Linked DNA regions of Mus musculus: region 2 is linked to region 1. A link is a contact called in ENCODE Hi-C data. All regions are on one chromosome and are shown on one strand. The core of a region is the stretch at or near the end of the contact, and the rest is flanking DNA. Distances in the headings are between cores, read along the strand shown.

What was found. Hi-C counts contacts between places; a loop is a spot of excess contacts on that map.
Region 2: a loop to region 1 is called in a map of heart, with 4 times the contacts of the local background. The contact joins the promoter of 1700104B16Rik here to the promoter of Purg in region 1. A Hi-C loop is called at or near these places in 10 of 37 maps with a recorded cell type or tissue (T-helper 17 cell, T-helper 2 cell, gastrocnemius and 3 more).

The regions. Positions count from the first base shown.
Region 1 is chr8:33,382,507-33,387,493 of GRCm38, reverse strand. It overlaps Purg (purine-rich element binding protein G), which reads right to left and starts at 1,652. Exons shown (of 2, transcript NM_001382855.1): 1 at 1,431-1,652; 2 at 1-1,164. The coding sequence starts at 1,158. The coding sequence ends at 106. Wrn (Werner syndrome RecQ like helicase) reads left to right here and starts at 1,967. Exons shown (of 34, transcript NM_011721.4): 1 at 1,967-2,152.
Region 2 is chr8:33,729,733-33,735,334 of GRCm38, reverse strand. 1700104B16Rik (a long non-coding RNA gene) reads left to right here and starts at 2,848. Exons shown (of 2, transcript XR_004691281.1): 1 at 2,848-3,546; 2 at 4,258-4,801. Gtf2e2 (general transcription factor II E, polypeptide 2 (beta subunit)) reads right to left here and starts at 3,268. Exons shown (of 8, transcript NM_026584.3): 1 at 3,206-3,268.

The DNA.
Region 1 (4,987 bases), core at 403-2,902:
AGGGCCCAAAAGAGGAGAAACTTCTTCAAATGATCATGATTACGGATCAGTACGTTTAGCCAATTACTGATTTCTAAATTCTGCCTGCTGGAGTTCAATTTCACGCTAGTCCAGGCATTCTTGTTCTTCACCACTGGCCCGACGGCCATCCATTCTCTTTTCCTTATGGCTGTTGCAAATTTTCCTCATCTCTTCTTCATACTTGATAAAATTCTCCCCAAACCTTGTCCAAGCTTTGAACGGAACAGTAATAGTATTACGGTAAGGCGGTCTCACCTCACTTACCTTCAGGAAAATTCCATATTTATTAGAGCCCACATCAAAGTAGAACCTTTTATTGTCCACTCTGAAAGAGGTCCCCTCTGGGAGTTCAAGTGGGTCGTCGTCTCCACACCTTCGTTCTTCTATGTCTCCTTCGCCGTAGTCTTCAATCAGCTGAACCAAGGCATCACGAAATTCAATCATACCTTGTGCTGGGAGGACAATAGTCTGATCCTGGCCCAAACTGTGGCCAAAGTAACCGATCATGCCAGTGCCCCGCATCATGGTTTGTCTAATCCTTAGGAAGCGACCTCGTTGGTTTTCCTTTAGGTCCAGGTAGTATTTCCTATTGTCCCTCTCTATATAGTCCGTTTTGAGGACACTGTGAGGATGCTCTTCTGACCCCACTGACACCGGTGGGGAGGGTGCAGAGTGCTTCTGCCGCCTCCTGGAGACTTGCTCTTTGCTCTGGCCATGCTCCTGTCTGTGGCCTTTCAGGCCCAGATGGGCATAGTGCTCGATGAAGTCGCCTAGACAGTCCTTCAGCTCTGCTGCTACCGACAGGGAGAGGGTCAGTTTACTCTTTCTGATATTGTCCTGCCGGCCTCTCCCTATCCAGACTTCGGCTATCTTTAGGAAGCGGCCCCGGGAGCTCTGCTTCACGTCTAGGTAAAACCTCTTTTTCTGGATGTCCACACGTTTGGAGGCTAGCTCCTGGATTTCGGATGTGCCCCCAGACTGATTAGGGGTGGCTGACGCGGAGTAGTGGGGGTAGTGAGAATGCTGGGCCTGGGGATAGAGTCTACTCTTGCTTAGGCCAGGGCCCCCTACATTCTTGCCTCCGCGGCCACGGCCGCCGCCGCTGCCGCCGCCTCCCCTTCGCCTGGCTCTTTCCATCTTCAGCTGCAAGTGACAAACAGACACACGGGGTGGGATGGGGGAGGGGTGTTGAGAACAATCGCAGACGCCCCTGGGTCCGCACTGCCCCCGCTGCCGCCGCCCGGAACCCCTACTCTGGCCCGGCTCTCGCGCTCCGGCCTCGGCCGGCTCCGCACCGCGCACACAGCATCCCCTCTGCCGCCCCAGGCCTCCCGCTCCGATTCCCGTACGCTGCCAGCCGCCCAGCTCCGGCTCGGCAGCCCCGGGGGTCCCAGCCAGCCGACACTCACATCATCTCCGTCACCGATGCCCTTCACGACCACCGCCGCCGCCGCCGCCAGCTCTCGGCCCCTCCGCCGCCGCCCCCCGCCTCCTTCCCCGCCGCCGCCGCCGCCGCCGCGCGCTCTGCCCCCCGCCGGAGCAGCGGGGCAGGGGCATCGCCTGCGGCGCCCACCGCCGCCGCCGCGCCTCCTGCGGCCGCTGCCTGGATTCGGGCACCGGCCCGACGCCGCGGGGAGGGCGGGAGGGAGGCGGGGAGCTGCCTGAGGGGCCGGGCTTGGGACCCCGCCTCCCCAGCCGCGCTAGCGGAAAGACGGGGGACTCGGGCTCTGCCTCCGGGCGCGCCCTGACGGCAGACAGCGCGCGGGGACCCGGCGTGCGAGAGAGCCGGCAGGAGAGGTGGCGGGAGGGTTGTGATTTCCCGCGACTCACCCGCACCTGCGTTGAGACTACATTTCCCAGCGTGCCCAGCGGCCGTCAGCTCTGAGCATGCGTGCTGCGCGGGGTGGCTGCGGTGGGTGGGAGGGCGGCGCGGCTGGGAGAGGTTGGGCGGGGCCGCGGGCGGAGTGCAGGGAAGGGCAGTCGCCAGACCAGAAGTGCACCGAGGCGCCCGTTGGTATAAAGTTAGTAAATGTGAGGCCTCTCTCGATGCCTGGGTCCTGGGCTTTGGTTCTCAGTCCTCCATAAATCATCCTGCTGGAGGAGAAGACCCTTAGATCTGGCTCTTCTCAGGGTAACGTGCCTTCCCCGCTTTTGCCTCTCCCCTTTGCGTACCCTGGGCTATATCTACGCATCTCGGACGCTTGTTTCTCTCTCCCACGAGGCTTTCTCTTGGGGTTGTGTTGGGGAGATTCTTGGAAAGGGAGCCTTGCCTCCTTTCTCCTTCAGATCCCCTGGAAAGGGGCCTCGGAGCCACAGGCCTCCTCTGGTCCCGTCAGTGGGCTTTCCCGCCTCTTCCGCCCCAGCTGCTGTTTATAGCGCTTCGGAGGCAGAGGTAACTGAGTCCGGGGAGGCAACCGACTTTCCACTACTGAGCAAATTGTTTTGGACCTCTTAAGGTTAAGTCATTGTACTAATGAGCATTTGGTCTTGTTGAATATGACTCGTTCTCCCATAGACCTGATATGTAAAAACCTGGAGAGCAAAAAACTCTTTAGGATGCTAATCCAGAGTCCCCAAATAACAAATTTCAGCCTTATTTTTCCCTTTGGTTTTATTGAGACCCGGCTTCTCTTCTGTAGCCCCTCACACTTTTAGCCCAGGCTGTCCTCGAACTCAAGAGAGTACGGCCTACCCTGTCATGCCCTCTTGATCTTTTATTAGAGATTGTATGCAAAGCCTGCGGCGTATAGGGCAGTTTGGTACTCGATGTCGTTGTATACTAGTTGTCCCCTGTGTCTCCTCTTGCTTTGAGGATGGAACCCCAGACTGGGACCACTCACCTGCTTGATACAGCGCTCTTCAATTGAATGGCATCCCAGCTCTGCTAATTCAGCATATAATTGTTGAGCGCTGCTGAGATAACAAAATGAATGAAACAGAAAATTTACCCATTTTTGAGCTCACAATTTAGCGGAAAGAGATACACAAAATGCCAAGTGCAGTATTGACAAAGTGAAAATGAAAGAAAGACGGGTGAGGGCCAGTGGGTGTTGGGAGGTACAATTCCCAATAGGTCCTCACTGTGAAGGAAGTGTCTATGGGACAGGAAAGAAAGTGCAAGCCTGAAGGAGGCTGCTTGGAGTAAGAGTAACCTAGAAAGGCCTTTAGGGTAGAGAAAAGGGGCCTGCTCTTAGAGATCAGAGAGATTATGCAGGATTCATGACTATGTTAGGAATCTGGTGTGTCATCCTGAAGTGTTGGGAAGCTCTGGTCGAGTTTTCAGGGAAACACACACACACACACACACACACACACACACACACACACACACTATAATTTGCCAGTTTAATAATTTTAAGTACAGTTCAGTGATAATAAATTACACTCTGCATGTGCAAATGTCGCCGCTATCTACTGCTACCACGTTCTTTGTTGTTGATTTGGGTTCTTGTTTGTCTGTTTTTGGATGCTGGGCATTGCCCATGCTATAAATACCTATTCTTTTACTGCGCACACCCTAGCCCTACTTCCAGAACTTGCTCTTCATCCTAAGCAGAGACTCTGCAGCCATAAAGCAATAACTCTATGGCCTCCTCTTCCCAGGCCCCAGAAATTTTTGTAATATTTCACTTCTCTTATGAATCCATGCATTTCAGATACTTCATGTAAATAGAGCCATTTGTTCTTTTGCACCTGACAGATGTGGCTCCGTCCATCCAGCAAGGTTTCCTTTTCAAGGCCCATCTATGCTGTTGTTCAGAGCTGAGCTTAATTCCTGTTTTAAGGCTGAATTAGTGAATGAATGGTTCCTTGTGCATATGTGCGATAGTTTGCTTATCTTTTATACTACTGATAGGTTGGTTTCTCCTTTGCCCTGAATGTTGTGTGTATCTGTGTCCCTGCTTTAAAGTTTTTTGATGTATCTCTTTATATGGGACTTTCTGGCTTCTGTGATAAGCTTTTTGAGTAACTGCCGAACTTTCACACAGGAGTAATGCACAAGTGTCTTAGTTTCCCCAAAGCCTTGTCAAAACTTACTCTTTTTTTTTTTTTAAATCCTTTCTTATTGTAATTCTGTTAGTGGGTGACATGGGGTAGTATCTTGTTTGTTTTGCTTTGTATTTGGTATTTGGGCTTTGGTTAATGACTAATGTCATTGAGCAGCTTTTCATGTATTTAATGGCTACACTTCACTGGTAAAGAATGTAACATAGTCCTTTGCCTGTTTTCAAATTTGGGTTTTTAATTTATTCAGTTGTAGGAGCTCTTCATTTGAATATGAAACTGTCATCATATATATATATATGTATGTGTGTGTGTATATATATACACATGTTGCAAGCCATCATGTTTTGTGCTTTTTTTTTTTTTCTTTGTTGGGGGATGCTGAGATACAAACTCTCCTTGAATTTGATCCCCTTCCTTTGCTCGCCAAGTGCTGGGACTCTGGGCATGCTCTACGATGCTGGAACTTTTTCACTTTTCAATAATGTTTCACACAGTGCGAAATTTTGATGATGCTCAGCTTATTATCTGTATATGTTAATATATTAAATCTATTACCATTTCCAAAGGCACACATTTTTCATCTATTCTCTGATAATTTCATTTTAACCCCCCCTTTAGAAAAACCCCGAAAAGGTTTAGCTGTTATATTTGAGTTGATCTTTGTATTCAGTTTGAGTTAAGGGTCTAACTTCCGTTCTTTTCCATGTAGGAAGGCAGCTTATAGTAAGCAAGTCTTTTTTATTTAAACCTTTTTGGTTACATTTATTTTTAGATATTTTGTTAACTGCTGTCGTAAATGGCGTTGCTTTTTTTCAGATGATTCATCTGAAACAAATCCTTTAATATAGCCCCTCATATTATGGTGACTCTCCCATCATAAAGTTATTTTTTGTTGCTACTTCATAACTGTAATTTAGCTACTGCTATGAATCATAGTGCATATCTGAGTATGCAGATG
Region 2 (5,602 bases), core at 1,599-4,098, 350 kb before region 1:
AGCACAGCTTATCAACTGTGAGACGAATTAGCAATACAAGAACCAGCTCTTAAAAGGGACAGTGCCCAGTCACTTCTGCCAAACCACAGGTCATTGTAAATAGTCTCGCTGAGGGGAAAACACAGAATGCTATCTCTAATAACCATGCTAACTTTATAGAACAGCCAAGAAACCCTAAGCCAAGTCTGCTGCCTTATCAGTTGTAAACAGCTACCTTCAAGAGCAGTCCAAAATATGTAACTAATAATTCTGAATGGTGGTTATCTCCAGTAATATGGAGTATGCATATATAGTGATGTTCACATATTGGGATTTGTGTAATAAAAATCAAAGGGAACAAAATTTTGTAACTGTAAGAACTTTCATATTCAAAATTCTTGACTTTCTCTTTAATGACAACAATATATCCTTCAGTTAGCCAAATACTGACAAATAATTTCCTGAGGTAAAAAGTTTCAGTGTTTTCCAGTGTATAGACTCAGACTTGTAACTTAATGGCAATAAATGACTTAAGTATTTCTATAAAATACACATGCATACATACATATATGTATACATACATATATACGTTATTATATATACATACGCACACAGAGACAGAGAAATTATCCTCCCCAGCTGGCTCTAGCTGAGGATATAGTTCAGCTGATAGAGCACTTGCCTTGTTTCATGGGGCCCTGGGTTAAATCCTCAGCACACACAAATTTTAATTACAAGCATAACTCACACTTGAAGCTCACATTATATACTGTGTACCAGTGCTCTAGAAGTTAGAAAGCATATTTAGGCTCATTGAAGAAGGAAGGGGGAGAAGGGGGAGGGGATGGGAAAGGGAAGAAAAGGGAAGGAAAGGGGAGGAGTGGAACTGCTATAAATTAAATGGTGTGTTTTAAAAACCAGTGCCCTCTTATTAATTAAGAAAGCTGGATTAAGGTATTAAAAACATCTATAGAAGCTGGGCATAGTGGTTGCACACCTTTAATCTCAGCAATTAACCTGGAGCAGAAGCAAGCAGATTTCTGTGAGTTCAAGGCAAGGGTCTACATACAGAGTTCTAGGACAGCCAGGACTACATAGAAAGACACTGGAGGGGTAAAAGTGTACAGAAAATTCCTGATTTAGGAGGTAAAACTAAATGATCATTCCCGCTCCTCCCCCCCACCCCACCCCCAGTTATAAAACTGTAGTTTTATAAGCATTTTTAAGCAATCTCAACACAACCAGAACACAAGAACCACCAGTTGAATCACCATGAATCTTACAAAAAGTCTTTTCTCTTCCTAGCACTCTGCAGCACGGTTCAGAAAAGCTCACTCTTGCCCCTGTGAATGAATTTCACACTAGTGTTCAGTCAGGGGGGAAAGACCACTCTACAGAGGCTACTTCCAATGATAACCCTTTCATACACTGAAAATATTTTAAGTTGAAAAAAAATGCATTCAATCCATCTTTTGTACTGAACATAAATGCCTAGCAACCTGGTACACAACAGCATATCAACTGTGCCTTTGTGATATCGACTGGGAGCTCACGGCAGCTGCCTAGCATCATTAAAGTACTAAGTCACTAGCCTAGCAAAACAGCGTTAACCTCAAGTTCAGTTTTTACTAAGTATTGCTTCCACGTACATCTTCAGGAAAGCCGGAGCATCCTAACTGGTTCCACACACACTGAGTTCCTTGATTAAATAACAGGGAGATGGAGACTGGAGATATAGCTTGCTGGAGGCAAGTGGCAGTGTGACAGGTTCAATCTTGATCCAAAGGGATTTAAAAAAAAAAAAAAGCACTCATATGGAAAACTCACTGTGAACTTTATGTAAGAAGAGTCGAAGAGTCCCTGGTCTAAGAGTAAAACATCTGCTCCTCCCAGTTTCAATTCCTAACATTTGAGCAAATAATCTACAGAACTGCTCTAAATGTAGTTTCCTCCTAGGTCTGGGGAATGGGGCACTATCAGTGTTGTACATACTTGGCTCAACTCTAAAAGTGAGGAAGTATTTATGAAAGATTTTTTTTCAAGAGTAATTGTTATTTTGGTTGTATTAGGTAAGAAATTAACATTAACTTAATATGCAAGTGAGAGAGGTATGAGTAGGGAAAGCATGAAAATAAGAAAAAATTCACAACGTGAGAAGACTGAGGAAACAGGCAGTTTGCAACTCCTAAAACAGGAACATTTTACTTCATAAGGTCAGATGACTAATCTGGACGTCAAATAAAGACTTTAGGACAGATCAAACCTGTACAACTTAGAAAAACCTAACTACATAATGCCCACAAGTCTGAAAGACTAAGCATTAGTGCTATGGCTAATTTTAACACATAAAACCTGAATAGAAGTGGCACAACTAAGTAAGAAGTCATGTGTCCCAGCCCTGGAACCCTAGCAAAGCTTTCTGAAATAAGAGAGACCTCTCTATATGATGATACCAACAAAGGCACCCAGAGCAAGCGGTTTACTCTCCGGAGTTCCAACTAACTTTTCCTCCTTTTGCAACCAACATCTGTACTGCAGTGCACATCTTAGGGCTAACCTGGGTGGTAAAGAAACTATATCCACGTCTACTTTACATTAATCTGGTCAATCAAAAGCCCCGAACAGGATGTTACGACCGAGAGCTGGTACGTTTCACGGTGGATAGCTACCGGAAAACTAACATTTCAAATCTTCAGGCTCCACTGTCCAGTTCTTTCCTACCCCAGAATCTGCAATCTTCCAGCAGCCTGTCTGTCTACTCTGTCTCTCGCTTCACGGCTCGCCCCCGAGTACCGGAGCACATCAGGAAAACGGAGCGCAGAGTTCGATCGGGAAAATACCTCTCGACTCCTCCGAAAACTCACAACCTCAAAAAGTTTAAAGCAGCATTAGAAAAGCCAGTCGGGAGGGGACGCCATGGTGGTCCCCCCAACTCCACACAGGGATGAGCTCGGCTGCTGTGGTTGTGGCCAAGAAGCGGTCGGCACCATCCGCTCGCCCACCCGGAATCCTTCCCGCTTTCCAACCCGAAAGTTTGCTGTATGGACGTCCGGCCTAAAAGACAATGCTGGCTGGGGCGAGCCCCTCCTCTCGGGGGCTCGGCTTTGGAGAACGGCTCGGCGGCGTGGCGTCCACGCGCGCGTCCCCTCGGAAGACGCGTCCCGCTTCGGGGCAGCCGAGTCCCACGCGGGACTCGTCCCCCTTCGCCCGCCGCCGCAGTCCCTACCTCAGCGCCCGCAGCCCGCGCCGCCTCCCAGCCTCCGCCTCGGCCGCACGCACGCACGCACTCACGCACGCACACACCCGCCCACCGCGGGCCCGCTTCCCGCCCCCCGCCGCCGTCGCGGCGCGCACGCCCAACACGGACCTGCCAAGGGGGTCGAACCCGAGGCGGCCGTGGTGGTGGCGTTGGCGACACAGCCCCGGCCCCGCCCTCCACTTCCTGGTGCGGCGGCTAGGACGCTCGCTCCCAGCAACCACCGCGACGCCGCTCCGAAAAGGCGCCTGCGTCACGGCGTGCTCCGCCCCGAGTTTCCATGACGACCGGAGCGCGCTCAAAGGCTGCCGGTAGCCACGTTTACTCTACCAGCTCTGCTCTAGGGAAGAACGGAAAGCCGCTTTTCTTGGCACAAAGTCGGAGCAGCTCCTTCAGCCGGCTCTGGAGTCTAACCCAACCGGCAACATTACCAATAAATCTGTCATATTTTTTGGAGGGTGGGTGGTTTTGGTTATTTGAGACAAGGTCTTCCTGTGTTGCCCTGATTGGCCTGGAACTTGAATTAAAGTTGCAGAGATCGTTCTGCCTCGGCCTACCAAGTGCTGCTCCATGCCAAGCTTTTTTATTTTATTTCAAATACCACTCACCAGAACCACCTTTAACAAGTGGCGGGGGGCTTGGGGGTGGGAGGGACAGTCTAGCAAAGGCAAACTCAACATAGAATTCAACTTCTGGACTTCAACCTCAAAACTTACAGCTCAGCTTCTGCGCTTCGAACACCGGCTCTTTTCATACCTGTGACCTGTCTTTGATTTTTTGGGGGACAATATAAGATGTGGGTGCGATATTTGGCAACAACAACAAATAATAATAATTGGCCCATCCTGCACCCTACAACTATCCTTGTTTGTACAGCCTAATCCAGTATTTAAATATCCCATAGCTGTAGTTTATTAGTACTAATTACTTTGGGTCTTAGTTTTGTATGTCCCGCCCCCCCCCCAACATAGGATACTAGTGATGATGCAGAAACTAACTTTGTATAACTAAATTTTTGTCAGGTCCAAAGGAGAGTCCAATTCTTCAAACTTCAAATGACAGTCCGAAGATCCACTAGTTAACTTAATCTGGACTATACGAGGAGTTCTAACAACTGACAAAAGACGGCGGCATTCCTCCGGAACTTGTGAAGCTCTAGTTTCTGTCTAGGAAAATGACTCATTTCCCTTTCCTCCAGCAAAAGTGACTTATGGCTCTCCAATTAACATGTCAGCACAAGGTGCAAGCCCGGCAGCCTCCAGACTCCCTCAGTCCCTACAAGCACTTATACATTTCAAAGCCTGCTCACCAGTCCCCTGGCCCTTCCCACCCGCCCACCGATTACTCATTCTTCTTGTTCACTCTTCTCCGCTCCTGCTGCTGCTTTTCTCAATAAGCTTCCCCTATTTTCTATCAGTGGCCATTTTCCCGTTTCTTGTAGACAGTCCTGGCAAAGCCCAGTCTGCTACACATGGTCAATCTACTACTTTCTCTCTCTGCCCTGGACTCTCCAGATCCCTGTGGCTGTTCTCACTCTCATGTCTCCAATAAAAACCTTAGCCATAACATGGGGTGGTCATGTTGGCAGTTTCTTCACCACACCCCTCTTGTATACATCCAGTGCCAAACATGCATACAGTCTTAGGGTTACCGGGATGAAACAACGTAATGAAACCCTTGGAGAGGAAAGGGTTTATTTCAGCTTACACGTCCAGGTAACAGTCCATCTGTCTTAGTAAGGCTTTACTGCTGTGAACAGACACCATGACCAAGGCAACTTTTATAAGGACAGCATTTCATTGGGGCTGGCTTACAGGTTCAGAGGTTCAGTCCATTATCATCAAAGCAGGAACATGGCAGCATCCAGACAGGCATGGTACAGAAGGAGCTAAGAGTTCTACATCTTCATCTGAAGGCTTCTAGCAGAACACTCACTTCCAGGCAGCTAGGATGAGAGACTTAAAGCCCACACACCACAGTGACACACCTACTCCAACAAGGCCATACCTACTCCAACAAGCCACACCTTCTAATAATGATACTCCCTGGGCCAAGCTTATACAAACCTTAACGCCATCACTGAGGGAAGTCAGGGCAGGAACCTGAAGGCAGAAGCTGATGTAGAGGCAATGGGATTGGAGGAAAAGATCCCCCTGCCTCCACGCTCTGCTGGGATTAAGAGCATTTGCCATTGTTGTGCTCTGAGTCCACAGGAAACCCAGATGAGCCCAAGAATGTCAAAGTCTGCTGCAACTCACTAAAGAGTCTTTTATTGTTTCAAGTTTGAACTCAGATAGTCAACCCAGCACTCACTGCGTGAATGTTGGCAAGCGACCCTGAGTCCAGACAGAAAACATTGGATTTATA